Regions from separate parts of the Homo sapiens genome. Here regions 1, 2, 3, 4, 5 and 6 are each linked to region 7. A link is an interaction called in ENCODE POLR2A ChIA-PET data of the cell type or tissue named here. Cell type or tissue: CD4-positive, alpha-beta T cell. All regions are shown on one strand. Region 1 overlaps IKZF1 (IKAROS family zinc finger 1). Region 2 has its middle 33 kb from the start of FIGNL1. Region 3 overlaps IKZF1 (IKAROS family zinc finger 1). Region 4 has its middle 31 kb from the start of IKZF1. Region 5 overlaps IKZF1 (IKAROS family zinc finger 1). Region 6 holds the start of ZPBP (zona pellucida binding protein). Region 7 has its middle 99 kb from the start of IKZF1.

Evidence for each region. Peaks named below come from ENCODE experiments on the same cell type or tissue, not always from the same donor. Only the 100,000 strongest peaks of a DNase experiment are listed, where the experiment ranks them.
Region 1: POLR2A ChIA-PET joins it to region 7 with 22 read pairs; 11 of 35 experiments call an interaction of 5 or more read pairs at or near these places.
Region 2: POLR2A ChIA-PET joins it to region 7 with 19 read pairs; 9 of 35 experiments call an interaction of 5 or more read pairs at or near these places.
Region 3: POLR2A ChIA-PET joins it to region 7 with 19 read pairs; 10 of 35 experiments call an interaction of 5 or more read pairs at or near these places.
Region 4: POLR2A ChIA-PET joins it to region 7 with 10 read pairs; 9 of 35 experiments call an interaction of 5 or more read pairs at or near these places.
Region 5: POLR2A ChIA-PET joins it to region 7 with 25 read pairs; 10 of 35 experiments call an interaction of 5 or more read pairs at or near these places.
Region 6: POLR2A ChIA-PET joins it to region 7 with 12 read pairs; 2 of 35 experiments call an interaction of 5 or more read pairs at or near these places.

The regions. Positions count from the first base shown.
Region 1 is chr7:50,350,327-50,354,326 of GRCh38, forward strand. All of the region lies in intron 3 of IKZF1 (IKAROS family zinc finger 1), which reads left to right. Among named protein-coding and RNA genes, the nearest start is that of IKZF1, 48 kb to the left of the region's middle. RefSeq lists enhancers at 178-237, 2,001-2,180, 2,201-2,250. In CD4-positive, alpha-beta T cell, no CTCF peak of the experiment used is centred here; DNase peaks (open chromatin) are centred at 525, 1,145, 2,175 and 3,770; H3K4me3 peaks cover 1,966 bases; H3K27ac peaks cover 4,000 bases.
Region 2 is chr7:50,415,746-50,419,745 of GRCh38, forward strand. No RefSeq gene overlaps it. Among named protein-coding and RNA genes, the nearest start is that of FIGNL1, 33 kb to the right of the region's middle. RefSeq lists an enhancer at 854-933. In CD4-positive, alpha-beta T cell, CTCF peaks have their summits at 2,479 (motif pointing left) and 2,682; DNase peaks (open chromatin) are centred at 960 and 2,486; H3K4me3 peaks cover 251 bases.
Region 3 is chr7:50,319,514-50,323,513 of GRCh38, forward strand. All of the region lies in intron 2 of IKZF1 (IKAROS family zinc finger 1), which reads left to right. Among named protein-coding and RNA genes, the nearest start is that of IKZF1, 17 kb to the left of the region's middle. In CD4-positive, alpha-beta T cell, no CTCF peak of the experiment used is centred here; a DNase peak (open chromatin) is centred at 2,348; H3K4me3 peaks cover 1,540 bases; H3K27ac peaks cover 3,380 bases.
Region 4 is chr7:50,271,359-50,275,358 of GRCh38, forward strand. No RefSeq gene overlaps it. Among named protein-coding and RNA genes, the nearest start is that of IKZF1, 31 kb to the right of the region's middle. In CD4-positive, alpha-beta T cell, no CTCF peak of the experiment used is centred here; no DNase peak of the experiment used is centred here; H3K27ac peaks cover 196 bases.
Region 5 is chr7:50,367,316-50,371,315 of GRCh38, forward strand. The region is part of intron 3 of IKZF1 (IKAROS family zinc finger 1); the gene reads left to right. Among named protein-coding and RNA genes, the nearest start is that of IKZF1, 65 kb to the left of the region's middle. In CD4-positive, alpha-beta T cell, a CTCF peak has its summit at 2,314 (motif pointing left); a DNase peak (open chromatin) is centred at 2,296; H3K4me3 peaks cover 751 bases; H3K27ac peaks cover 2,988 bases.
Region 6 is chr7:50,090,300-50,094,299 of GRCh38, forward strand. ZPBP (zona pellucida binding protein) reads right to left here and starts at 2,947. Exons shown (of 8, transcript NM_007009.3): 1 at 2,769-2,947. The coding sequence starts at 2,895. LOC124901630 (a long non-coding RNA gene) reads left to right here and starts at 2,980. Exons shown (of 2, transcript XR_007060321.1): 1 at 2,980-3,431; 2 at 3,516-4,000. RefSeq lists silencers at 2,751-2,800, 2,881-3,040. In CD4-positive, alpha-beta T cell, CTCF peaks have their summits at 2,356 (motif pointing right) and 2,555; DNase peaks (open chromatin) are centred at 2,402 and 2,712; H3K4me3 peaks cover 909 bases.
Region 7 is chr7:50,203,497-50,207,496 of GRCh38, forward strand. No RefSeq gene overlaps it. Among named protein-coding and RNA genes, the nearest start is that of IKZF1, 99 kb to the right of the region's middle. RefSeq lists enhancers at 2,107-2,286, 3,067-3,996 and a silencer at 3,303-3,352. In CD4-positive, alpha-beta T cell, a CTCF peak has its summit at 2,035 (motif pointing right); DNase peaks (open chromatin) are centred at 1,275, 2,045, 2,735, 3,235 and 1 weaker place; H3K4me3 peaks cover 1,267 bases; H3K27ac peaks cover 1,553 bases.

The sequences.
Region 1 (4,000 bases), 150 kb after region 7:
GCCTGTACAGATGTTCCCCTCACCACTGTTTCCAGTCACCTTTGGCTTTCACGGTGCAGATGCTAAGTTTGATTTTCAGAGCCCATCTGGGAATTTAGTGAACTGAACAGGTAGCATTTCTGAACCCACCCATAACCCATGCCCTCCCCACTGATTTTGAAAGAGAGTTTGCTGCAGGTGACTTTGCAGCTGGGTAGAGAATCTTGGGGCAGGATTCCGAGGCAGGCAGATGAGTGAGGATAAATTGGGTTCTGACGGCACGTTACACCAGTGGACTCTAACGACGACCTCACCTCGTGCACAGATAATTCTGCCTTGTGCTTAACCGTTAGAAATGTGTCACTGAAGTGTGAACATATTATGCTGTTAGATTTCCCATCATTTCTGTTCTTTCATTCCCTCTCATTTGCATTGGTTACTCATAAATGTAGATCTTTGGTATGATTTGTACAACTGCCGGGTGTCAATCTGTGAAAGAAATAGCAGAGCAAGCTGGGCTCTGGTAGCGCTTTATCCCTGCGTGCTGGCTTGCCCGGGTTGACTCAGAGGCAGTCTCACATTCAGCTGCGCTGGGGCCAAGGACCCAGGGAGCCAAGTGTGTTTCTGTTTTCTGTATTTAGCAATTTAAGACCTGCGTTTAAATACTAGCTATGCATTCTAGCAAAAGAGGTTTATATTTTAACACAGTAACTCTTAATTGTTTAATTCAGTTCGTGTGTTACCTCTCGGAATAAAATAGTGGAAGCCAATTAACTATAGACTTCATTAGTTTGGATTTAAGATCACCAAAACATTTACCACATCTCAATTGTTCATTACATGCTCTCTCTTTTTTAATGCAGTTTTTATAATATGGGGAGTGGGGGTGTGGATTTAACCATTATATTTTTATGATATTGGGAGTAGATTTAACCATTATGTAAATTGGATTTTTTAATTTTAAAAAGTCACTTATCTTGATGTAAAATCATGTCTTAGTAACCTTGATAAACTAAGTTTTGCATGATTACACCTTAAGGTTAAAACATATTTCATTTCATCATTTCCCAGAAGGGGCACTGAATTCACCCATTTCCTGTTTTTCATCTCAGAATGTTCTGTGTTTCCTCCATATCTACTTTCCCGGCAGCAGGACCCTGGAAGCAGTCACACCAACCTCATTTACCCCACCTGAGATTTGTGCGCTTTGAACATAGTTGCAATCAAATCAACAATATCTTTGCTCAGAAATGGATATGTGAAGTAAAATGTGCTGCCCTGTTCATGTATGAAATCATTCAGCTAGCTGGCCAGTGAGCCCTTCATTGCAACAAAGATTTTTCTAGAGCCCCTGCACTATCTGGGGCTATGTCAGGCCTCACACTCCTGCTCACACGTTTGGAGGCTACCTTGGCCAGTATTACCTTAATCCAGCATTTAGGGGAAGGAGCATTTCAAGACTAAATTTTCTAAACTGCTCAAGCCTACCTCATTTTATTTCTTGTGTATTTTAACACTTTTGGATGAGGACTCTTCCTAGAACCTACTAACAATTCCCCCCCGCCCCCATGCCAAGATTCTTTAAAGACTTTCTTGAAAACGCTTCAGTCTTTTCTTCTTAGCTCAAAAGTACTATCCTAAATACTAGCTCTGGCATTACAGGGAGTTAATTTGTGGGCACACACAGTAAATTATAAACCCCTTAAGCAGAGAAGATTGTATTATCAGTTTATTAGTTTTCTTATTCATTCCTTCAGCACACATTTCTGTTGCCTCCAATGCAGCAGAGAAATTGACTTCTACAGTTTCCACAACAGTCCAGATTTCAACTGTGTAGTGCTCTTTCAGCCAGAAAGTACACTTGTGTTTCCCTGGCCATAGGTCCTGAACCTCACTTCTGAAAAGTCATTGTGCATAGAGAGCTAATAGCTGTACCCTAAATGATCCTGGCTTTGAATTCTCTTATCTGCTTGGATAGTATTATCTGTCTCTTCCTCTGCATTCTAATTTGCTACTTCTAATCTGCTGGGAATTACAATAAGAAAGAACCATTTAATCATTTTTACAACTGTGCCTAAAGAGAGTGTGTGTAAGTGCCGAGAGAGTGTATGAGGGACTTGCCCATGAGTAAATGCATGAATTTTAGGTCAAGGGTTTTTTGCTTCTCTTTTGGTTGATTACCTCAGAGATCAGTTTTACTTTCTTTCTCATTCTTGACCTATCATCACTAGCTGATATGGATGATGTGTACAACTTCTGAGTAAGAATAATGTCAATGGGACGGGATGGGATTGGCTGGTGATTCTGTTGATCTTAAAGTTTATATATTTTAAGTTTAGTGTTTCAGAATGAGACCAAAGCGGTGACATTTTCAACCTCTTCGGTCTCTCTTCAGTTTTTTCATTTTAAGTTTTTGTTGTGCTTCTATCACTTAAAGGAAGCCTCCAAGTTGAAATCAAATACTAATGACATTTTTATCTAATGTATAAATGTGTTTTTATTATTTATTAGGAAATTTATTTTACTTGGCCCTCAGCCATGACATATCATGGCATAATCACTATCCTAAATTTGTATATCTTATCCTTGCATAAGGTAAGACTTTCTATGAATTACACATATTTGTATTTTCCTCTCTTACATATTTTAAGAATTTTTTTATACTTTGTTTTCTGCAAATGAAATATTGCTCATAAGCCAGGTGATGGCTGTCCACGCCTCTTTTCCCCTGCTTACCCTTGCTTAGATCTTATGGTAGAATCTTTTCATAGAAGACACAGAAAGACATGAAAGAAAGAGCTGGAGAAGCCTGAGGGGCTGCCCAGTGAGTGGTCTGCTAGGATGCTGTGCCACAGCCCAGGCACAGGAGGCAGGGAGAGCAATGGGGCCCTTCCCTTCCACCAACATTCAGCAGAATTTGCAGCTCCATGTTTCCAAAGCTTCCAGGGCACTTGCATTTAGAGAGAGAGAGCAAGCAAGCTGCCTTTCCTCTTCCTCAGTTCTGCCAGCCACACTCTTGCCATGATGAGCAGTTTCAGCCAAAAGCTCCTTCCCCTGCCCTAACACCTCCTGCAAGGCCTGAGGTCTGGAAGCCACCTGCGCCTGCTGGCCCCTCCTTTCTTGTTTCTGCAATGGATGTTGTGGCCCTGTGAGGGAGAAGAGAAAAAGAAGTTGCCCTCCTCCCTCTATCCTCACCTCCTGCCATGCTGTCACCCTTATAAGAGAGAAGGGCTAACCATCCAGGCTAATCCTCCAGTGATGCAGGAGAGGACATCCTGGCCGGAAGAGTCAGAGCTTCCAGGTGAGCTCAGGTGGGTCAGCCCCCGAGGCTGTGAAGAGCCCAGGGGCCAGTAGATGCCACTTTTGCTCCAGGAAGAATCTTCAACTGTGTCCTTTTTATTCAAGGGGCTCTCTTTTCAGCGAATCTCTAGATGTACTAGTCACAAACACTCGCATTTATTAAAATGTATCCATGATCCCACAATCCTTTTACATATTTCTCTCCAGGAGTATCACATTTCTGAGGGCCCTGTGCCTGTTTTCTGCAGGAAGTTGCTGTTGTCCCGGGTCCCCCTGCCCCCAGCACCTCTGTTACAAGAAGCAGACCCTTCATGCCACACTGGGACCCAGGGAGGCCCCAAGCCAGGATGCTGGGATCTTAGTAAAGGTTGGAATGATGTCAGAACATAGAGGAGGCAGAATTCCCCCCATAGCATCATCCTGGAGGGCGCTGATTTGTGTGCTCTGCCAGGTTCATCTGTGACTCAGGATTTAAAAGCCCCAGGTGTGGTGTCCCTTCTGTGCCTGCAAGGTGCGTCTTTAGCAGTTCTCCCTGGTGTGGAAGGATCAGTGGTTCTTGCAGCCTAGGCACCCTCCACAGCAAGCCCAACACAGGTGCTGTGAGCAGCTGGTTCATGAACGGTGATCCTGGGGAGAAGAGGAGGATGAAAATGGAAAACCAGTGCAAAGGTGTGTCATCCAGTTGGTTACTGCTGTGGGTGCCCGGGCTTCCATCCCACCA
Region 2 (4,000 bases), 210 kb after region 7:
TGGAATGAGGATTTTTATGGGCCCGACACGTAGAGAAAAGGAATAGAGGAGTCGTTATCCCCACACCTTAGAGAGAAGAATGGGGCCAGGCCAACCCCTCACTGAGGTCCCCCAGCTGCTGGATACCACACCTCTCACCAGCCCCTAGTGCCCTGGGAGCAGCTCAGGCTCCTGATAATGTGAGCCGTAACTCATAAAGAGCAGGATGATGCTGAGCAACCAAAAAAGAAAACACTCTGTCATCCTAAGGAGTACTTGGTCACTGATACACACGAGGTACACACAACCCCTGCAGGCTCTACTAAGTGTGTGAGAGAGTAAATGTAGTCATTGGAAAGGCACACCTCCCAGATGCACCCAGCGATCCTACTTCCTGATTGTCTTCTCAGAGAAACCGAGCAACCATTTCACACCTGGAAGGAACATCATGACGCCAGAACCTGCAGCACAGTGTGTTTCTTTCTTTCCCCACATCAAGGGTCTACGTGGAATAGTGCTTTTCCACAGAGTAGCTACTAGCCACACATGGCTATTTCAATTTACATTATAATGAAATAGAATTGAAACTTCAGCCCTTCAGTTGTACTAGCCATATTCCAGGTGTTCTATCAGCAGATGTGACTGTACCCACCATATTGGACAGCACAAATGTGGAAGCAGACGTTTCCATTGTTGTAGAAGGCTCTGTCGGGAAGTGCTGATGACATGCCAGTACCTGCCTTGCTCCCTGGAGCTCCCCAAGGTCTAGCACAGTGCCTGGCACAAGGTGAGGGGGGTGCCCAGAAAAGATTCAATTCCCTCTCCAAGTAAACCATTCATTCCCAGCTTCCCCAAAGAAGTCTTCCCTGGGGTACTAAATCCTGAAGGCTGCCTTCAGTATTCGAAGCATGCAGCAACTTTCACTTCTTCTTTTTCGACCTGGCCCTTCACTCTGCCTGAGAGGGAAATGTCACTTGCCTGAGGACATGTGCTTTTTCTCAAGCAGGCACACTGGTCCCTTTCAAGGTGTGGGCTGACATGCTGGCTCTCTTCCCTGTATGCCGAGACATGCTTGGGATCTCCTAGCTCCACACTCTGTCTCTCATGAGTCTGAGCCCTTTGGGTTTCTGTGACTTCCAGTCCCCTCCTGCCAGTAGCAACCTACAAAACAGAAACCGAGACGTGCAATAGCAGGAGGGTGGGATTTCCAGCAAATAGGGAAGGACTCACTACGCCCTGCTGGTAGATTGTTGCAGGATCATCCTCCTCTCAGGAGAAAAAGAGGAAAAAAAGGCAAATCACTTTCCTCTTGCTTCTGCTTCTCCTAAATAAACTGCTTGCCTAATTTCCTTTGCAGTTAGAGAAATGTTCCTTGTGAAAGCTGCTATTTCCACACATTCACACACTGTGCAGATTCCGGGGCTTCTGGAAGTCATTTGCTTTTCCAGGTTCCCTCTCTCTGTAGCTGATTCTGTCCTTGTACCTCCACTTGAAAAGCAACCCCAGGGCAAGTCAGCCTGGCTGAAGTCTTCAGATTCTTTTTTCAGTGGAGGGGTGCTGGCCTCCACTGGACTCTAGGCACAGGCAAGACACAGCTCTGGAAGGTTCCATCTGAAGGCTGGGGATGTCCCTGCATGGCCCCCATAACCATGCCAGCCAACACAGCCACCTGAATGAGGCAGGCTTCTCTGGGTCCCTACTGCTAGATGCAGGATTTGAGAAAGTCTGACCACTCCTATACTCACGGACACTTAAATAAGGTCAAGTCCCTTTCCTAATTCCAAACTATGCTTGGATAGTTTGTGTATGTTGTGGTGCAGGTGGGGAATCTATATGGCCAATAATAGCCTCGCCTGCTTCTTCTATAAAAGCAGAGACTAAAAAATGCTCATTGTAAGAGGAGTAGGAAGGATTCGATGAGATAAGAGATGTGAAGAGAGCACTTGGTAAATGCCCAAGGTGATCAATTCATTATCAGGCATGATTGTGAGAATAGTTTGCTCTGTGCTGAGGCCTTATGAATACCCTTGGGGGTAACAGAATTCTCAAAAACATGTCAGCTGAAAGAACGAGTCCTTACCTCTCTCCCACATCTCCACTATTTCATTGTGTCTGGTTGAAGCAAGAGAGAACAGTTCACTTAAAAGAGATCAAAAGCACTTTTCACATAGAGGCAAGCATCAGTAAAGCAATTCTGCTGGAAATCTCCCAAGTAATAAATACAGGCCAGAACATTTTTAAAGTTCAATTTATTTAGTATAAAAGTTTTTTTAAAAAGTACAATATATTGAAATAGGAAAATAGAAAGTGAAGAAACTCAAAATTTGAGCTTTTGGGCAAATGAATTGACTGAATATTTCCTAACATCTAAGTTGGAATTCCTTAAAAAGCTGTCAAAATTTAAGGTGGTTTTCATGGAGGGATGGCTAAGACCGCCTCCAAGGCCTTCAGGGAGCAGTGGGGAAACCTAAGAGATGCCCTCCACCTAGTGGTGAAGGAACGCAAGGCTGGCCAGAATGGATGTAGTTAACCAATGCCATTTCCAGGGAGGAGGCGCTGCACCACTGGCCCCTGCAGGCCTAGCCCAGCTCCTCGTGGGGAGAGGGAGAAGCTGAGCCCAGGGCCAGCAGGGAACTTGCCCAGGTCACTTACCAAGTTAAGGGTAGACACAGGGGCTGCCACCCAGGTTGATTCTTTGCTTAGGGCTTGACTTCAAAATTATCCTTAAAATCAGCTATTGCACCTACTCACATCAATTCTTGCATAAACCCTGCTAACATGCAGGGCAGGGATATCTCCCACACCAGAGGGGCTGTACAGAGACCATCACTCTGTGGCCCAGAACCCTTCTGGCCTGGATGGATGCTCCTGTCCTACTCTGGCATGTGGACCCTCCCTGTCTCAGTTGAGCTTCGCCCAGGCCTGAACAAGGGGTGTAAGAACCCTGCATGTGCTAAGAACCCAGCTCAGAATGCACTTTTTCTCCCCCGCTGGCCTCTTAACCGTGGCTGTCGCTGCTGTCTGCCACCTGCACGTGCCACAGCTTGAGAGGCCGTCCTGGAGAGGGTGGAGGAAAGAAAACAGCCCTGGAAGCCAAGAGACCTGGGCTCAAATTCCAGACCTGCAAATTGTGAGTCAGGTGGGCTTGGGCATGTTATTTACTGTCTGCAAGCCCTCATGTTTGCCTATGAAGTTAGACGATAATAATCTCGGCTTTAAAAGGAGGCTGCGAATATGCAATGAGATGGCATAGGAATGACATAAGGCCCAGCACATGGACGTCTTGGAAAAAGGCAGCTCCCTTCCCTGGGCCCCTCAGCCTCCCATTCACTCCCACACCCTCAGTGCTACTTAGATCTTGTCATCTACTTATCAAAATTGACTCACTTAGAAGTGAGTTGGGCTCAGCTTTCAGACAGGGAGGTCCAGGAGCAGCACTGTGGCGAGGACACAACTGAGGGGAAGACAGGCATTCCTCACAGTCTCTAGACCGCACCCCTCTTCCACACGCTTTTCTTTTCCTGTTCTCTCTCCGTGAAACAAGGCATCTTCCACCAGAAGCCTTTACTTCTCTTGTGATGAATCACTTGTATCTTTGAATAGGCAACTAAATTCAAGCAAATCATTCAGCACTGTTGATACCAGTTTTATTCGTGATAGCCAAAAACCAGAGACAACCCAAATATCGATCAACATGGATGGATAAAAACCATGACACATCAATGCAATGGGACACTACTCATCAGTGAAAAGGAATGAATACTGATGCATAAAATGACATGAATGAACTTCAAAATAATTATGTTCCATTAAAGAAGCCAGACAAAAAAGATTCTTTATATAAAATACTAATAGATGAAAACTATTGTCTAGGTCAAGAAAGCAGTTCAGTAGTTGCCTGGGTTGGGGGAAGAGCCATAGGTGGGAGAAGAGAATTTCCAAAGGACACAAAGGAATTTGGGGGTTATGCATGTGGATTTTATTTTCATTGTGGTGATGGTTTTATCTGTGTATATATTTG
Region 3 (4,000 bases), 120 kb after region 7:
CCCCTTTGCCATATATCTTTTCAAGCCGTATTGGATATAGCTCTTCTCATCCAGGAGACCCAGGAAGTGGAGAAGTCTGTAGTAGGAAAAGCCTAAGGGTAGGTCACAGACTGTGACCATTTGGCAGCACTGAGGGTGGACGGCGAGCCAGTCCAACAAAACCGCACAGTTCCCCAGTGCATGGACATAGGAAGACAGCTTTCTATCTGGCCCTGTATCCAGAGGCGTCAGCCCCAGTAGCAGCTTTCATGGACTTTGGGGTTTTCGGTATTTCATATTTTTGAGCCTCACAGACTCACAGCCAGCCCCAGAGGCTGACTTATATTTGAGAAAGTTCTCAGTGGCACCTTGCCTTGGCTGAGCGCCCTCGTGTTTTGAAGTTTCTATGGGATTCTACAAGTTGGTGCTCCTGATGAAGACCAGGACCTATGTGTGGCTGCTCCCCTGCTTGGTGGTTTCCCTGGGGAAGGTGCAGGAGAGGATCTTCTGAGTTCCATGGAACTGGAGATAGATCTGCCAATCACAGGCTTCCTTCTCCACCACTCCTCAGCCGCTCTATTCATGTTTCAGATTTTGGACTTAAACTCTCCCAGGTGCAAAGAACAAACAAAAGGCTAGCTTATTTTTCTTTTAGAGTGAGGCTTCGTATTTATTACAATATAATTGCCACATTCTTTGTGTAATTCTCACATTTATATCTTAAATATAATTCTCATGAATGAGAATTATATAATTCTCTTTTTGTATATCATTGAATATTTTCACTTAATTTTTAATTTTTTTAATCGTCACAAAATAATTGTGTACATAGACACAAAATAATTGGGTACATAGTGATGTTGTGATATATACAATGTATAGTAATCGGATCAGGTAAATCAGCATATTCATCATCTCAAACATTTATCGTTTCTTTGTATTAGGAACATTCGACATCTTCCTTCTAGCTATTTGAAACTATATATTATTGTTGACTACAGTCATCCTGCAATGGTGTAGAACACTAGAACTTATTCTTCCTACCTAGCTGTAATTTTGTCTCCTTTAACAAATCTCTCCCTATCTTCCACTCCCCCGACCTTTCCAGCCTCTATTAGCCTCTGTCCTACTTTCTACTTATAATGATGACAGCAGCATTTGTTAGTTTCCACATGTGAGTGAGAACATGTGGCTTTTTAACTTTTAGAATGTGGTATTCAGGCACTTCATGGTACAGTTGGTAAAAGTGAAAATGTGTCCAAAAGTTTGTGATTATCTATATAAACAAAAATGGTATAAATACAAATATCAATTTTGCATTGAAGAACTTACCTTAGAGGTATATTCTCACAAGTGCACAGAGCATTTAAGCATTTGTTCACTGCAGCATTGTTATCAGTATTTTAAAACTATGGTACATCCATGTACTTCCACATACAGCTCTTAAAAATAAGGAGGATATGAATGAACTAGTATGAAAAGAAGTCCAAATACATGTGAAAGTGAGAATAGCATGGTTCTGGATGGTATGCAAAGTATGATCTCGTTCTTTTAAAAGAAAATAAATTACATACACATACATATTTTCTATATGCTTGCCCATAACGTTTAGGAAAATTCTTGGGTGATATTTATTAACCTGGACTTCCTCTTGGAAGACTGATGGTAGAAGGAAGGGGACGAGTTAGGGAAGAGGAGGAGAAGGAAAACTTTGCTTTTCATCTTCTACCTTTTAGCATTATTTGAATTTATTTTCCTTAAGCGTTTACTTTGTTTCGTAAACAAAAAAGCACAAAAACAAAAAACGAGTTAAATGGGAAAAAAAGCAGTTTAGCTCTTTATAGCCTCTCATTTGGCTTCGCCAGCCTCTCACTGCAGCCTCAGAGAGCTGGTCTGGGAAACACTGGTAGATGAGGACTGTAATCCTCACTCATGGAAGAGGATCTCATTCACTGGGTTTGCTGACTGTGACTAGAAGTGATTAGGGTGTCAAAAAACCCAAGCATGTTAAAAATTTCCAGAGGCCAAAAAGATGCTTTCATTGTTCTGCTCTTCTTTTCCTTGTCGCTTTCACTTTGGGTAGCTTCTAAATTGGTATTTTGCATGGTGCATTTAAAGAAAATGAGACCCCTTTGGCCAATGCAGGAGTCTACACTCTGATATTCTAGAGTCAAAGCTGAATGCTGACACCTAGGAATTCATCTCTAGAATGTTTATATAAGGAATAGCCCCTCAGTATTCCGATCTCGTATCTTAGTAACGAAACTAACAAAAGCCTGATTCTCCTCTGGTAGTTTTCTTGTCTTTACCATAATACAAAATAAGTAATTTGTTCTGCACCCTGACTGTTCAAAGGATAGGGTAGCTGGGGGCGGGGACAAGAATGGAGACCTTATTACATAAGACTTCCTGAAAAAGGAAACTCTGTTTTTGTTTGAAATGATTTGGTCTGAAATTTAGTTTGTGTACACTTACCAAAGGGATTCCTATTTCTAAAACACTCATACTGCTTTTGATTCCTGTTAACCTTTGAGCACTCTACGTAATGATGAGAGCACTTAAAGAGTCATGTCACTTTTAGTAAAGAATCAAAGGATACTTTTTCTACTTCTTCGAGTTTGATCTCTGCTTCTCCAGTTAAAACCAGTATTTGTTTTTTTCATTTCTAAAGTTGGAAGAAATGACAGTTAGTTATGGCATAAGGATGTACATTTAACCAAATAGGAGTTGACATTCTTGGTAAGAAATCTTACCAAGATTATGTTATAGATTATAAGAAATCTTAACAAGAATATGTTCCTAAATCATCCTCTTTTCCCATAAAATATTAAAGTATCAGCAATTTCATAGGATTCAACCTAATGTATGCGAAATGCTAGATAAACAGATAAATACTTAATATCTGGCTTTTTTTCAAAGCACTGGGTTATTTGTTCCTTGAGATTTATCCTAAATGTGGGCTATACCCTGGTTTACAGTGTCTCACAGATGTGTAGTAGTAGACACTCCATAAGTGTTTACTGACTTGAATCCACAGGGTACTGAGAAAATGCTACTGATAGACTTGGAGGAGAGCATATCTAAAGCAAGCTACCCTTTCCTTTAGGGCACGTCTCACTAATTCTTTGGGTAAAGCGTATTTTTCTTCCTTTTGTGTTTTTGGCAGTCTTTCCAAAAATACGTGTTATACCTATGCATTATTTTTTGGTTTGGTTTCTAAAGAAAGAGTCAGCCGGTGGGAAAGTGAAGGATGTGGGAACTGAGAGATCTGCATCAGCATCCCACCTCTACCTCCCACGATGGGACCTGAGACAGTTATTTTTGCCTCCTGGACCACTATAGTATCATCTGTAACAGGAGGGACTTGAGCCAGTTGATCTCTAAGGTTCCTCTGGCACCTGTGACCCTAAATAGATATTGGATATTGGTTTAATGCTATTTGTAGTGTGTTTTTTTGGGGATATGGAAACCAGAAGTTTGTTTCCATAAACATAAACATAAACTGTATATATCTAAAGGATATGGAAACCTTTAGATATATATAATCTGCTTACGTAAAGAAGGTTTGTATATATTGCAGTGTCAATGGGAATATTTTATCAAGTTAAGCATAGTAAATCACATTGATTAAATGCTTTGTATTTACCAAACATTACCCAAAGTGTTTTCTCCTTTCAACCTCACAAGGACCCACAGAAGAAAATACAGTTATCATTTCCAACCTGCAGGGAGCTGAGACACAGAGAATTTAAGCAACTGACCGGAAGTCCAACAGGGAGTCAGAGATTGCTCTGGGGTGTGATCCCCACTTGGACCCTAGAGTGGAAGCTTCTCCACTACTTTATAGAGTTGAGATTCTATATTTTGAGCTTGTATTTACCCAGAGAATTATATCCTCTTGGGCAATTGTGTATAATAAAACCTCATGCATTTAGGAGAGGCGGGATGACAGAACTTTGTTGAGTGAATTATAATCTACTTGAGAAATTATTTGCTTACATTTTATAAGCTAATTATACCA
Region 4 (4,000 bases), 68 kb after region 7:
TATTTGGTTAAAAGGTGGTATTAATTTGTACCTGCATTTTGTTTTGTTTTTTAGCTTTCAAACTTAATATGTTTAATCAATTTGTGTGAACTCTCTGTTCATTAATTATGATCAACTTTCTATTGGAGTGCTGGTTTTTTTCTTGCCATTTTTCAGTGAGAATACCTATTAATTTTCTGTCATACTTAAACCATTTCTGTTTGGTTTTTTTTGAATTTTATTTCTATTAGGTATATTATACTTGTTTGGTAGAAGTCTCTTATTTTTATGTTTCATATCTGTTGTTTCCTTTAAGATTTCGTATATTGGCCCAAAATTTTGGAATCATAAAAACCTTCTGATATACACTTTACTTCTCTTTACTTCTATATTCATTTCCAGGATTTGTCCATGTCATTTATTTCTTCAAATACTCACGTCTTAGATTTATTTATCTATTTTGTTTTTGTGTGTTTTCTATTTTTTTCTTTTATCACATTTTTAAGGTGGCCTCAGTTGCCAGATACAGAATCTCAATTCAAATCAGCATGAACAACACTTGATGATTTATTTAAAAGACATTTGGGTAGTTCACAGATTCGAAGGCCAAGATGAAGAGTGACGAGGGTGGAGGAGGCCTAAGAGGGGAAAACTGCCTTCCTCTCTTTTTCTCTCCTAACTCCAGGAGCTCAGACTATTATTTTTTCCATTGGCCTAAATTTTGCCCTGCTGAAGAGAACAGGACAGCTCAGGCCTGAAGTTCTGCAGCTCCATCACTCAAGGCAATGATGAGCCCTCTTCCAGAAGCACCCAGTAAAGTCCAGGGAAGGGCCCAACTGGCCCAGCTTGGGACCCCTGCTGGCCCAGCAGATGGAATCCTATAACAACTGGTGAGTGTTGCCTCTAGAAGACACTTCTTCATTCTCACCTAGTGAGAAGGCACTAAAACTCAACATTGGTTTTGAGCTCTTCATGGTACAAAGCCTCCTAGAAGTCTGAACCAGGCAAAAGGCTGACCTCCAAAGTCAGGCAGTGGTCTCATCATTAAGAGGTGCTGGGAAGCTTCCTGATGACCCCCCTTCCTGCCATGCCCTGTGTTCTCCCGGAAATGACCGTGAGCACCTGCTACTGCTGGAGAGCAGGGATTTCCCAGGCTGCTGTAGGACGCAGGCTCCCAAGGAATCTCACATCTACCATTCATCTTTGGAAAGAGATTCTCTAAGTCAGGACTCCTTGGTTTTATTTGACCAAATTGAAAAGCTTTTGGATCGAGCTTTCCTTTGTTATTATAACAGCAGTAGGAAGACCAAGAAAGCAGTATTCTTTACAGAATACTCTACTTTGCCTGAATATCATGGTCTGCTCATGCTATTTACTACATAGTAATTTAACAAATTTCCTGGGCTCCCTTCTTAAATAAGTACGCTTTTTTAGTAATTCACTCCTCATTGGATACCACATTGCAATACCTAATGATAACTTTTAAGACACATTCTGGGAGGGGAGGGTAACAGGCTTCTCTCTGCTCTCTTATATACTTCTGTTTCTCCAGTTCATGTTGGTTAATTTTATTTGCATCATTTGGAGCTTTGATTTTAGTCAGCATTATTAATAATTTACTCTTTGACTTAATGGGGCTGCTGAGGGGATGAGACAGGTCTGATTGAAGCAGTGTGAGCTCCCTGGTATGGACAGCTATGGGCATCGTGTGTGTTGCCAAGTGCATTACAGAGTAATAAATGTATAACGAGTTGGGCCGTCTGGGTGTGCTAAAAATGAACTCTGAGTTAAGTAAGAGAAGCATTTCCATTGTGCTGCCTGTGCTACTAAGGAGCCCTTTCTGTGAACTGTCCTGAGCTACAGACTTGTTCAGAATCCACTTCTGAGAATGGGTGCAGTGTGTTTAAATGACTAGCCTTTGTGCCTGTAAACCCTGAATTATTTTAGAAGTTGGTTCTAATTATTTAGAACTGTGTCTAAATAAGTTACTTTACTCAGGAGAGATCTGTATCCCTGTTCCTAACCATGCACCATGGAACAGGTCTTTGGGTGCTACTCAAAATCTCTCCTTTCATTTATTTAGTTAGGCGTGGTCTAAACTGCACCAGTATAGCTTGTGGATGTGAAATGGTTAAACAGTAAAACCTCAAATGTGTGCAGCTGTGGGTTGGGAGAGCTGGAGTCTTCACCAGCTGGACACAGACAATGTGGGAGAGAGAACCACATTCACAATGGGGGAGAATTTGTTGTCTATACTCTAGACAAGTCTGGTTTCCCTCACACTAAATCCAGAGTAGTCTTCAGATTGGAGGGAGAAAACTCATGTCCAGGTAACAATACAGAATATTCTAGAAAGACTAAGCTAGAGGAAAGACTCTCCCTTACATTCAGTGGCAACCAAACAGATTTAAACACAGGGGTGGGTGACTGTCCTTAAGATATAAGTGTCAATCAGTTGCAGAGAGAGGCTGAGAATCTTTTCAGTTGGGGTGAAAAACTCCAGTCAAGAAACAGCCCCTTTGTCATGGACAAGGTGTGGAGCAGGAACAGGGGTGCTCCAAAGGGACTCAACAATGATGAAGACCTGAGAATTCCAGACAATGACAAAAAATAGGACCAACAGCAGTCCCTCCACTGCACTCAGCTGAGAGCTTCACCAGCAGAGGGGGAGTGAAGGCTAATGTCAGACACATTGAGCAATTAACTAGTTATTTTTATACACATAATCATAAGAACCCCTGAGTTACAGTCATCTATTGCAATCCAAATCGGTAGACCATCACCAGAAACTCAGTCTGCATGGAGTGCCCTGATGTCATACTTAATGACAACTTTTTAGACATATTTTTTTAAATCAAGCTTTTCTCTATTATTTTAAGAAGAATAAGGAGACCAGGAAAGCAGGTTTCTTTGCAGAATTTTGCCTGAAAGTCACTGTCTGTGCTATTTAATTTATTACAGAAATATATTACAGGATTTCCAAATTTTTAAAAAGGTGAAGCAGAATTAGCTTTGGATTAAATTTTCTGCTATTTCTATATACTTCTAGGATTTCATTGTATTCAACACAGTACTTCACCAGCAGGTAGGAAGGAAAGGGACATTTAGTCCAGCCCTCTCTGCTCTCCGCTCTTGACTAACTCCATCCGTTAGAGTGGGAATGGGTCGTGTCTTCAATGCAGCTTGCTCAGGAGGAAGTGGGCAGGAAGATCAGTCACCATTGCAGCTATCCCCTCAGCAGCAAGGCAGGAGTTCTCCTCTGGCCACAAACCCCGTGGACACTGAGGAACGGCAGCCCTCTTCACCGTGTGGGGCCACAGTGATGAGATCAACCCATGGGCCCCTCCTGCCGATTCTGCCACAAATGGGCCCAAGTGGCAGCCTGTGAGTGCCAAGGACAGAATTAGCTACCATCCTGGAATAGGGACCCTATCTTTGTTTGTTCATCCAGTCAACATGTATTGAGCATCTATCATGAGTCTAGATACCAGAAGGAAGCTCCAGATCCTGCTCTTGAAATCGCACACATCATGTTCACAAAATCTTGGGCATGTACAGCAAGGATAGGGAGGAGATCTAAGCAGCTCCATCTTGGAAGGACGATGGGGTCCTGAAAGGGATTTCTGAAACTTACTCTTCTCATCCTGCAGAGCAAAGTTTAAACATTTGTCTGAAGAAACAGAGAAAAAAAGAACAGCTGTGCAGAATAAACCCATTAAGTTCTTACAGAACAACCTATTTAATTAAGTGCTTGACATGTGCCAGGTATCATTCTAATTACTCTACACACCTATTTAATCATCACTTTACACTGCCTTAGGCCTGTGTACCAGGCATATCTCTGTGTACTTTAAAATATGAAATAATTCAATTCTCTAAGCAATCTTATGAAGGGTACTGTTACTATCCCGATTTTACAGATGAGAAAATTGAGACACAGAGAAGCTAAATAATTTGCCTAGGGACACACAGCAAGTAAGAGGAAGAGCCAGGATTCAAACACAGGCAATCTCACCGTGGA
Region 5 (4,000 bases), 160 kb after region 7:
GTGTGTGTGTGTGTGTGTACACATGTGTGCACATGTGCAGAATCTACCAAATCTTAAGAGAAAGGAACATGCTGGGAAACTGTCCTGTGAAAGAGAATAGAAACCTGAAGATTTGAGGCAGTGATAGCATTTATGAAAGCAGCAGATAAGGACTAATCACCAAAAGGGGTAGCTCTTTTGTTGGTTGGGGAAAACAGGAATTTTTCCCCCACCCAATGTGCTGCATTTTCTAATTTTCTATGAACACTTCCTAAGAAAAAGCTGAATGAAGAACATTTGCGATGCAATCAGCTCATTAAGAAACACGCACTTTTGTGGAGATACGTGCTGTCCCAGGAGATGCTCTGCGAGGAGCCGAGTGTTTGGACTGGAGCTGCTGAATGGTTTCTCACAGTTCTAGAATGTTTGGGGCTGCACCCTCTAAGATGTTGAACCCATCAGTAATTGCTCCAAACCACTTTATGGGATATAATGCTGTGAGTTGACACCTGAGGGGATTGTGGTCCTGTTCATGAGTAATTACTTTTCTGTTGCCTATAGAAGGGCCAGCAATAGCAGATGAGTAGCTGAACAGTGGTTTTGAGTAATAAAACGTTCTTTTTTAAAAAAAAGTAATGCTTTCTGTTAAACTCTGACTATACTCTCTCCTGGTATCACAACCCAGCTTTCTTTTTGCCTTCTTTATTGCAGTTACATATGGGGCTGATGACTTTAGGGATTTCCATGCAATAATTCCCAAATCTTTCTCTCGTAAGTATATGCCTTGCTTCTGGAAAACAAAAGCATGCCTTCATCTCCTATCATGTAAATATCGTACGTGCATGTTCCTTCATCAACCCCCGAGATACATTAAATATTCACTGTTCTATTCGTTAGACACCTACCATATCATTTTTGGGTATTTATACCATAAAGTGCAAAACGAAGGTCTAGGCAGTTGTGCGGTGTCCTGGGAGCATGGCAGTGGAGTAACAGTAAGGGTTGGAGTCACAGTAGCACTGATGGGATTGTTACTTCGCAGATGCTGCTGGACAGCTTTGAGATTACTCCTGTAATCCTTTTTATTGAGTGTGAGGATAAAATGGCCATATTTTCTGTCACCAACAAAGAACTGAACATGGTTTCAAGATAATTTTTACAATTTTGTGGGACAGGAGAAGGAGATATGCTCTTCATCTGTGGTTCTGGAGTATTAATTTCAGAACTGAGAAGAGAAAATTGCAGGCCTCCAGGCCGTTATTCTGTGGTGCATCGCTGCTGGAGCCAACGTACTGTTCCTGCTTGGTGCCCGCAGGACCTTCTCTGATCTGAGCTGTTAAACCAAAAACAGATGTGAATTTCATTTTTCTTTTTTAGATATTGAGCTGATAAATGATAAATATATTTGGGTAACATCCTCAAATGAGTACTTTAAAGAACAGAGAGTGCTTTTGAAAATGTATAGAGAGCTGAATATTTAAAGCCATACAAGTTGATAATCCCCTTAGGACCTGTATTAGTAAATCCTCTAATACTATAAAGCAACATCAGAAAACAGGTCGCATTTGTTAACACTGTGACAATTATAATTATAGGCTCTAATTTGAACAGTGCCAGTAACAGTTAAAGACAGGTGTCTGACATCCTGGTTATCAAAAACTATCTGGTGTCTAAGGAATTTAACAGTATCAAAGTACATCTTTTTGCTCACAAACTAGATTGGCTACTTTTCCAGCCTATAGAAGTTACAGAAATCTTTCTTTTACTGATATTCCTTTGATTCCACTTTAAAGCAATAGCTTGATACCTACTTTTTGAGATGTATATGTATGTACTTGTAAATGCTTATATATGTGTATTTGTTTACACGTGAGCTTATATGAACATATAAAACATTATGGTATTGGACAGAGAAATGATATTGATTTGAAGAATCATATTGTTGAAGTATTTTGAGAAGTCAAATGCACTTGAGAGTAAGCTAATGCATCCTAAAACATGTTTCTGTGAAGTCTGAGGAAGGTGTCAGCCAGAGCATATGTTGAAGCAGACCCTTCAGTGAAGCCTTCAGTCTGTAAGAATCGCTGCATGTGAAGATGTGTTAATGTTATGATAGTTACAGTTTTTATAAAAGAGATGATATACACTTGGATATGCTTTCTGTCTATATTTATGCAAATGTGTCCATAAGGTATTGGTGTCTCTCTTTCTCTCCCACTCTCCCCAGTGTTGGAATTGTGACTATCTTCTCACACAAGCGGCTACTTGGTCTTGATGCCTTCCCCCGCAAAACAGCAACCAAACTGTTCTGGGCCAATATCACCACCTTGTGGTCATGATGAAGAATTGCCCCCTTTGCCCTCAACACCTCTTTTCTTCTTGAAAATTAAAAACAACCCCTTTCACCCCCTCTACTGTCCTTATTCCAGTTTGTGTCCGTAGTTGCTGGAGGAAAGAAAATGCCTATTGCTCTTTTTTTTATTCTCTTTATCTGTTTACTCTTCTGCCTTTCTTTTCTCTCCCTGACTTCATTCCATTTAAAGGCCTTAAATTGCAAATAACGAAAAAAGTATTTTCTAATAATATACCCTAGTGGGACGAAAACAACCTTCTACATTTTAAATGATATTAAGTTATAATAAATGGTTCCATGAACTTTAAAACGCTTAAAAGTTTTATAAATCTCTTTTAGAGGCAACACAAAAATATCTATATATATATCTTCTCTTCACCTCAAATTTTCATTTAATTACCGTGATTCAAGATATATCTTAAATATTTCCATTTCATTTGATTTTTACTTGCTAGTCACCAGTGTTGCAAGAATATTTCTGTACCATTTTTCAAGTAAAATATTGAGCATTTCAAGCTTACATGGCCTAAACTCACACTAGAGTGACTACTTCGGACTATCTTTTCAATGGAAAAATGCGTTCTGAGTACCAAACATTTACTTTTTCAGTAAATATGAAGACACATTCTAAAAAGGAAAGGGAAATGAAGAGGAAGCTTAATTCATTGGTCAGGTGGGGACTAACAGTGTACATTATACCTATGCATTAAAAAATGTTTAATTATCCATGAGCACATACAGTGCCTGGCACAGATTCAGGCCTCTTGGCTCCTCTTGGCATCTGAGTTCCTTGGATTCTCCAGATTCTTCAATCCAAACTTGTCTATCTACCAAAGTCCACCTTCCATACAGGGGTGTGGGGTCTCTCTTAGTACTGTTGGGTGCCAATAACATAGAAGCCCTCCAAGATAGGTCAATGAGATTTTAATTTTTCCCAACTTTAAATAGCATCTGGGAAGGAAAGCAGCTTTTGACTAGGAGTTTGAAAACATCCACTCTTCATATTTATTGTCACATTTATTGAGTAATAAAATTGGGCTCTTGTCCATTATCTCTCAGTCAATGAAAGAGCCCACGGTGGGCATGAGCCAGAGTGTTCCGGAGAAAGAGAGGACCAGTCTCCATTTCATGTTCTATATTTAATCAGTTCAATTCAGCACCTTACTGAGTTTGACATTTTTCTAAGTAATGGGGTGGGGGGTTACAAAATATTTATAACTATCTTTCCTATCTTCAGGGAGATGTACCATTTCACTGAAGCAATACCACAGCTAAGCAGTTCCAGCTCCGAGTAACAGAGGAAGGAGTGAGCGATTTAGGAACTCACAGAAGGGCACGGCCAGGCAACTCGGGCCCTGGCAAATGTTCCATAGAGACAGCATCCATGGGGTTGAACCAAGCACAATGCCTGCAAATCGGGCAGGCGGGTTCATGGAATTGATTCTAGGGCAGGTATGATCAGCACCATTTAAGGAGTGGCAGTTGTTAAGAAACTGAAGGGATTTCTCATATGGCATTTTCAACAGAATTCAGCAGGAGCCTTGCATATCCCTTGGGATGGGTTCCGGGGTATTATGGAGCTGCCAGGAGGTGCTCAGCTTCAGTAAGTGCCAGTCATTCCTTCCCAACCTCCTCCTTCATTAGTGGAAGTATCAGCTGGTGTCATTG
Region 6 (4,000 bases), 110 kb before region 7:
CTTTGCATCCTCATAGCTTAGCTCCCACTTATAAATGAGAACATATAATGTTTGGTTTTGCATTCCTGAGTTACTTCACTTAGAATAATAGTCTCCAATCCCATCCAGGTTGCTGCAAGTGCCATTAATCCATTCCTTTTTATAGTTGAGTAGTATTCCATATATATATTTATGTTTGTGTGTGTGTGTGTGTATATGAGTGTATATATATGTGTATATATGTGTATATATATGTGTGTATATATGTGTGCATATATATGCATATATATGTGTATATATTTGTGTATATATATGCGTATATATGCGTATATATGTGTATATATGTGTATATATATACACACACACATGCACACACACACACACATATATATATACACATATACCATACACCACAGTTTCTTTATCCACTCATTGACTGATGGGCATTTGGGCTGGTTCCATGTTTTTGCAACTGTGAATTGTGCTGCTATCAACGTGTGTGTGCAAGTACCTTTTTCATATAATGACTTATTTTCCTCCGGGTAGACACCAGTAGTTGGACTGCTGGATCCAGTGGTAGTTCTACTTTCAGTTCTTTAGGGAATCTCCACAATTTTCCATAGTGGTTGTACTAGTTTACATTCCCACCAGCAGTGTAGAAGTGTTCCCTTTTCACTGCATCCACACCAACATCTATTTTTTTTTTTATTTTTTGATTATGGCCATTCTTGCGAGAGTAAGGTGATATCACATTGTGGTTTTGATTTGCATTTCTCTGATAACTAGTGATGTTGAGCATTTTTTCATATGTTTGTTGGCCATTTGTATATCTTCTTTTGAGAACTGCCTATTCATGTCCTTAGCCCACTTTTTGATGGGACTGTTGGGGTTTTTTTTCATGCTAATTTGTTTGAGTTCCTTGTAGATTCTAGATATAGATTCCAGATATTAGTCCTTTGCCAGATGTATATATTGTGAAGGTTTTCTCCCATTCTGTGGGTTGTCTGTTTACTCTGCTGACTGTTCCGTTTGCTGTGCAAAAGCTCTTTAGTTTAATTAAGTCCGACATATTTGTCCTTGTTTTTGTTGCATTTGCTTTTGGGTTCTTGGACATGAAATCTTTGCCTAAATGGTGCTGGGATAATTGGAAAGCCACATGCAGAAGAATGAAACTGGATCCTCATCTCTCACCTTACATAAAAATCAACTCAAGATGAATTAAGGACTTAAATCTAGGACCTGAAACTATAAAAATTCTAGAAGATAATATCAGAAAAACCCTTGTAGACATCGGCTTATACTATAGTTCTTGATACACACATACCATTTTCCTTATTAGATTATAAGCTCCATTGATAGTGGGATCAATGTTTATGTTAACTTATCAAGAATCAGTATCAAACACTATACCTTGCACATTGTAAATATTAAATAATAATTGTGAAACATATTCTGATAGTCTTCATTGTTAAATGAGCAAATGTGATGGGCATAATAGTGTGAGGGGCAGTATAAAAATGCAATAAAGCATTATACCCAAATAGCCTTTAGCAGACAGGAATAGCAAAGTGCAAAGAAAAGGATGTGGTATCAAAGCCAGAGGACTTGAGTTTAAATCCTAATTCTGCCACTTACTGGTTTTAGGAAAATCACTTTAAACTCTAGGAGCTTCAGTTTTCTTATATGTAAAATGGGACTAATAATAATTCCATCCTTACAGTTACTGTAGAAAATGAGAATACTGTATAAATTGTAAAATGCTATATAAGAGGCCTTCACTATTCATCACTTACAAGATACTAACTGCTTATTCTATTTCTTATATCTCATAGGTCTAATCTTATTATTTCATCAAAAGATCACCAGGTAAAAATTTAAAATAAAAACCCTTTCACACCTAATACACGACCACGACCCATATCCAAGAAGCATCTTTCTCCTACATGGCAATTGATGGCTATCGGCTATTCATATACTTATAGAAGAATAATCTTTGGATTCCTGATGCCTGGACTTTGATTTTTAAATCTCTATTCACTCCATTTGTTTCCTTTCTCCTCCCCTATCCCCTACCTACCTCCACAAACCTTTTACATTTATATTCTTGGAGGACTTCTTTTTTTCATTATTCCTTATTTGAACAACTTTTTTCATTTGAAGCAAATCTCTGTGATTTTATCAATTTTGGGTCTAGAATTTTGAGTCTAGAATGCAGCCAAAACCTTTCTAGTTAAATAACAGTTCAATTAAACTTTCACATCCTTCGTCAGTGTTTGTTCATCAGTATCTTACATGTATTTTTAAAACAGTATAGAAAAGTACTTCAATTCTTTAGAGGTCAAAACTTTAAAATCGCATTATTTCCTGTATTTCACAGCTAAAACCAATAGATGGCGCTCCACCATCACGGATAATTTGAAAGCAGCAGGTTGCCTATTTGAAAGACACTGATCTCATCATTACAGAGTTCACACACTGAAATGCAAACCTGGCAGATGACCCATGGACTGAATTGGGGAGTTTATCAACAAAGCAATTTAATTGTAAAACTTCAACTGTGGGTGACGTAGTGATCCATCTATACCTTAATTTCCTGTCATTCACTCCTCTATGCAAATGCAGAGTGACTTTGTACGACTTCCATAAAAAATAAGCCTTTCTTGTCACGTATTAGTGAGCAAGGTGTCTCTATATAAAACGGATGCACGTGACACAAGAAAAGGCAATTCGAAGAGTGGGGGAAGCTGCGGTTGTCCCTGCGGAGCCGGCAGGGCGGCGCGGACCCTCACCTGATGAGGGCACCCGCACCAGGAAGGCGGAGATAAAGAGGAGGATGGCGGCCCGAGAGAGCAGGGAGCCGGCGGCCCGGGTCCGCCGCCTGCCCCGCCGCGCTGGGCCAAGGGCGAAGGCCTCCATCCACACGCCGCCGTCGCCTGCCCACCGTCCGCGCGGAAGGTCGTTAGGCAACGCGCGCCCACCTGCAGCCGGAAGTTGGCGGGCGGAGGACCGGAACAACGGACCTGATGGACGTGCTCCCACTTCCGCCGGGGTGGTAGACTAGGGGTCAGCCTGTGTCTCCACATAGCTGGTGGGGCCTACACGCGCCAACTGTGCTGTGCAGCCCCCGGGCCTTCAGGACAACACAGCCACGCAGGGCATCCTCAAGAACATCAGTGATTTGTCCAAGATCCTAGAGCTGAGAGAGAATCGTTGGGCCCCAAATCCCGTGCTTTTACCTTTGCATAGCGTTTATGATCGAAAAGCCCTTTTTATGAGCCAGGTGGTAGATGTGGGGCCCAGTTTCGAACAACAGATAGTGAGAATGCATGAGTTAAGACGTGTAAAGCCCTCAGTGGACTGCTTTGATCTAGTAATGTCAGCAGATAGTATTTTATGGATGTGTGGAACTTAATTGGGAGATAAATGCAATACACACTTAGTGGGAATTAAAGGTAAGTAAGGCCTTTAGCCTCAGAAAGAAGCTTGATGGAAGGACAGAGGAAATAACCATAGATGAAATTTACTTTCTAAAATAGACCGGAAGATCATCTTATAGTGTCACCTAAATTCAGCAAAACATACAAAACCATCTATCCTGTGTGGGAGACCAGAATATACCTTCTCAAATATGAAGGATTGCTGCCCTGAAGACAAGAACCAGCAGATGCAGGAGAGCTGTCCACCTGCCCTCTTTTTACCCAGAAGCAAGACATAGATTAGAAAGAGAAAAGGTATCCTGCCCCACTCCTTTACCAGGGAGAACAAAGGTTAACCACTGAAGACAGCGTCAGACCCTCATTAGCCTTGAAATGATATCAGAGGAATTAATATTAGCTTTTTTTAAACCATCTTTTGTCTGCTATTTGTTTGCTTAGCCCAAGTTACTGCCTGTAGAGACTCAGAGTCCTTTTCCTTTGTCACATCTCTAAAAATTTCCTAGTCTTTGTTGAAGATGCTATACAAGCTGGAATTCAAAGACGCTTCTTTGAGAACTACTCATTCTCTGGGTGTTCCTCATATA
Region 7 (4,000 bases):
GCTAGAAGTCACCTCCCAAGGCTGAGGCCAAGCATTTTTCCATTTACTCATTCAATAACAATTTATTAAGCAACTATTAATCTTTTACCCCAGGCACTGCTCTAGTACAGAGATCCTGTGTGTCAGTGAGGAGCCTGCACTTTTCTCGTACGATTCTCTCTCTGAGCTCAGCATGGCTGGCCATGCATTGTAGGCTGCTGTCCAAGAGGCTTGCCCAGGCCAGAGACCACCCCAGTGCTAACTGTGCCTTCTCCCCCAGGCTCCATCCCGCACACTGCCTCTTTCAGATCTCTTTCTCTCTCCCTTTGTAGCTCTGTTCCTTCTGGAAGGTGGGGAGGCTCTCTTCTCCCCTCTGTCTACCCAGTAAATTTCCATTTACCCATCAGTTCTCCATAAAAGATTACCTTCCGCAGTGAAGCCTGGCTGGCTCCTGGGCCGAGTAAAGCTCCTCTGTTCTATGGTCTTGTATGATAGGTTCCTCGCCTTCATAATATTCTCAGTTGTAACCATACAGTCATTTATGTGATACTTTGGTTAATCTCCATCTCCCTCCACGAGGCTCTATGCTTTCTGCAAACAAGCACCATGGTCATTTTCTCTCAGCGCCCTATTTCCAGTACCCAGCATAGTCCCTGCAGCAAGCTGTTTATGATCATCGTTTGCATAAGTGAATGGATGGATGAATGAGCAAATCTCCCTGTGTGGTCTGCAGAGGTATCCCCTGAGCCTGTTGCTGGGAATGTAGGGCCCTAAGACAAAACCTTACCTCAAATGAAGACGTCTTCCTAAAAGGCTCAGATCCATCTTTCTCTCATTTCTTTCAGGTCCTCAACCAAGAGCCCCAGGGACCTCATTTCAAGGGTCCCTCCTTCTGTTTCTCACAGGAAGACTAGGAAATACTCGTGCTAACAGATTCCATTGGCTGCCTTAACTGTCCCAAAATCCCAGAATCAGCCCCAATCCTTGCCTTGTTATAATTCAGGTACAGAGAAAACATAAAGACGTTCACAGTTGTAGAGTGATAAAAGCAAATGCTCTTCCATTGGGCCCACAAGTTTTGAGCACCCACTGTGTGCCAGCACCAGCACTCACAATGAAGCAATTCTATGCTGGGATTTTTTGACATCTTAAAATGCCACTTGGTAGTGGTTTGCTAAGAGGGACAAGAGGGAGGATCATGAGTTGAAAGCTGCTGTGGAAGACAGTATAGTTTTCTGGTAAAGACGCATCCAAACTCAGAAGAAGCACAGACAATCTACGACTTCCTGTTGGCTGCTCTTCCAGACAGTCTGACTAGCCTGCCGACATAGCCCTGGTTTTTGAGGGGAACTTAAGCCCTGCATTTAAGGGCCTAGATCATCGCTGCAAGTATCAAAGAACAAAGAGCATAGTCATTAATTTCTAGAATGATGGCTGTAATGAGGAGATGCCGACCTGAAGTCCCAGGAAGGAGGAATTAGCAGCCCACATTTTGTCTTTCCATTGACTGTTGTAGGGTTACAAGGAGAGATAAAGCAATGAGAGTGGCACTGGTTGGCTGTGCTTGCCTTTTAAATATATATATATATTTAACAAGCCTTCATTTTGTCCTAAGAGAAATCAAATGCTGCATTTAGGGGCCTGCAGCAGAGCACAGAATGGGTCGCTGGCCCACTCCTAGCCTGAGCTGCTCCTGACCTTGGAGTTGAAGCTTACCTCGCTGCGGGAGGTCTGATAAGGCGATCTCTGCTCTCCTCGGAGATGCATAAGTGCAGACAGCCAGAGAGTGCCGTGGGTTTCCACCAAGGCCAGGCTATTCGTCATGGGCTCTCCTTGTGGACTGTGCAGGTCTGGGTGGGGGTGGGATTTTAGGAGGGAAATAATGGTGAGGAAATCCTCTCCCTCTCACACTAAAAGTATTTTTTCTTCCCCTGTGAGTTGGGAAAAAAATGGGAATTTTACCAAAATAAATAAATAATAATGATTGCAGAATTACTGTGCTGGAGCTTTTAAGAGCCCAATCTGCAAATGGGGTAAACGGCCACCAGATGGCAGTACTGACCAGGTCCTTGAATCAACCAATGCGGAGCCCACAGACAGAATCCCGCATCACGCTCTCAGGGAGGAAACTGAGGCCAGATCCCATGAAATCATTCGCCAGATGTTAAAAAAAAAAAAATCAGCTGATTCTATTCAGCGTGGCTCTGCTTTCTACAGGGGTCAAGTCTATCACATTGCTATCTTAAAGGACTTCACAGTTGTAGTGATGGAAGCAAATTCTCTTCTTCCATCAGCCCACATGTTTTGAGCACCCACTGTGTGCTGGCACCCAGCCAGGCACAAGGATTTGCAGGGAATGAAATCAGCTCCTGCCCTCCTGGAGCTCGCGGAGCACTTGTTTGTCTGTCTGTCTGTCTTTCTTTCTTTCTTTCTTTCTTTCTTTCTTTCTCTCTCTCCCTTCCTTCCTTCTTTCTCATTCTTCCTTTCTTTCTTTCTTTTCTTTCTTTCTTTCTTTCTTTCTTTCTTTCTTTCTTTCTTTCTTTCTTTCTTTCTTTTTCTTTCTTTCTGTCTTTCACTTCAACTTTTATTTTAGATTCAGGGGGTACCCGTGCAGGTTTGTTGCGTGCATATATTGCTTGATGCTGAGGTTTGGGGTACAATTGATCCCATCAGCTGGGTAGTGAGCATTGTGCCCAATAGGTAGTTTTTCAGTCTTTCCCCCTCCCTCCCTCCCTCCCTCTCTAGTAGTCCCCCATGTCTGTTACTGCCATCTTTATGTTCATGTGTGCCCAATGTTTAGCTCCCTCTTACAAGTGAAAACATGCGGTATTTGGTTTTCTGCTCCTGTGTTAATTCACTTAGGATAATGGCCTCCTGCTGTATCCATGTTGCTGCAAAGGACATGATATCATTTTTACAGCTGTGTAGTATTCCACGGTGTATAGGTATCATGTTTTCCTTACCTAGTCCACTGTTGATGGGCTCCAGGTTTGTTTTGCTATTGTGAATAAGCACTTGTTTATTACGATGTACCTAGGCAGTGCCAGCACCAAAGTCTTACCCAGTTGACGGGAGTTCAAAAGGAGACAGCATCGGCTGTGGATGGGGGAGGGCAAGCCAGGAAGAGGGGCAGGTAAGTTCAAAGAGAAGGTGACATTTTAGTATGTTTTGAAGCCCTGTGTGACTCACACTTGCCTGCCAGGGAGGAAGATGAGGTTATTCCAGGCAGAGGAGCAGCCTGGCCAACAAGACCCTGCATAGCTGGCCACGGAAGTCGGCTGAGGTTGCAGTGTGTAGAGTGTGTGCAAAGTGGGGGGTGGGGGTGAAGCTAAAAAGGAACACGGGGCAGCTTGTGAAGGGTGCTGGACCCGTGATGAGTCGCTTCCCTAAACACGGAGCGACTCATCACATTGCACAGGCGTTGACTGGGCTCGGGGAGAATGGGGGATCGAGAGAAGGAAGCACCAGGCATCCCTCCTGGGACTGATGAGCTGGGCCAGATAAATCTGGGATGGAATTGACCTTAGGCTACCCACCCCCAGCCCCCACCAGGCCGATGGGGTCCTTGGGGAGTCCCACAGCACCCTCTATCGCCGCACCTCTCCCCTCACAGCAGTATCACCGGTGAGCTCCTCTGTCCCCTGGATTAGGAGAGGAACCCCCCGGAACGCAACGCTGCTGGAAATGGGCTCCTGCTTTTGTTTCTCTGTCCCATCAGGATCTGCCTAAGCTCCCTCGTGGAGTGGGTACCCTATAAGCCACTGTGTGGTGTGGACGCACGAGGGGCATGAAGCAGGGGCAGTGAGTGAGTGTCCCTGAGTTTTCTAAGACAAAGCAGCAGCGGCAGATGATGGGACCTCCATGGGGAAGGCCGCGATGCCGAGGAAGGAGGGAGAGGTGAGCTCTCTGGCACCAGGACCCAAGGCCTTCTAGTCCACGTTAGGCCGCAGCCCCCACTGCACGTTAGCCTGCCCCTGGGCAGAAACACCCTGGGGTGCACAGTGTATGGGGAGCTCATGCT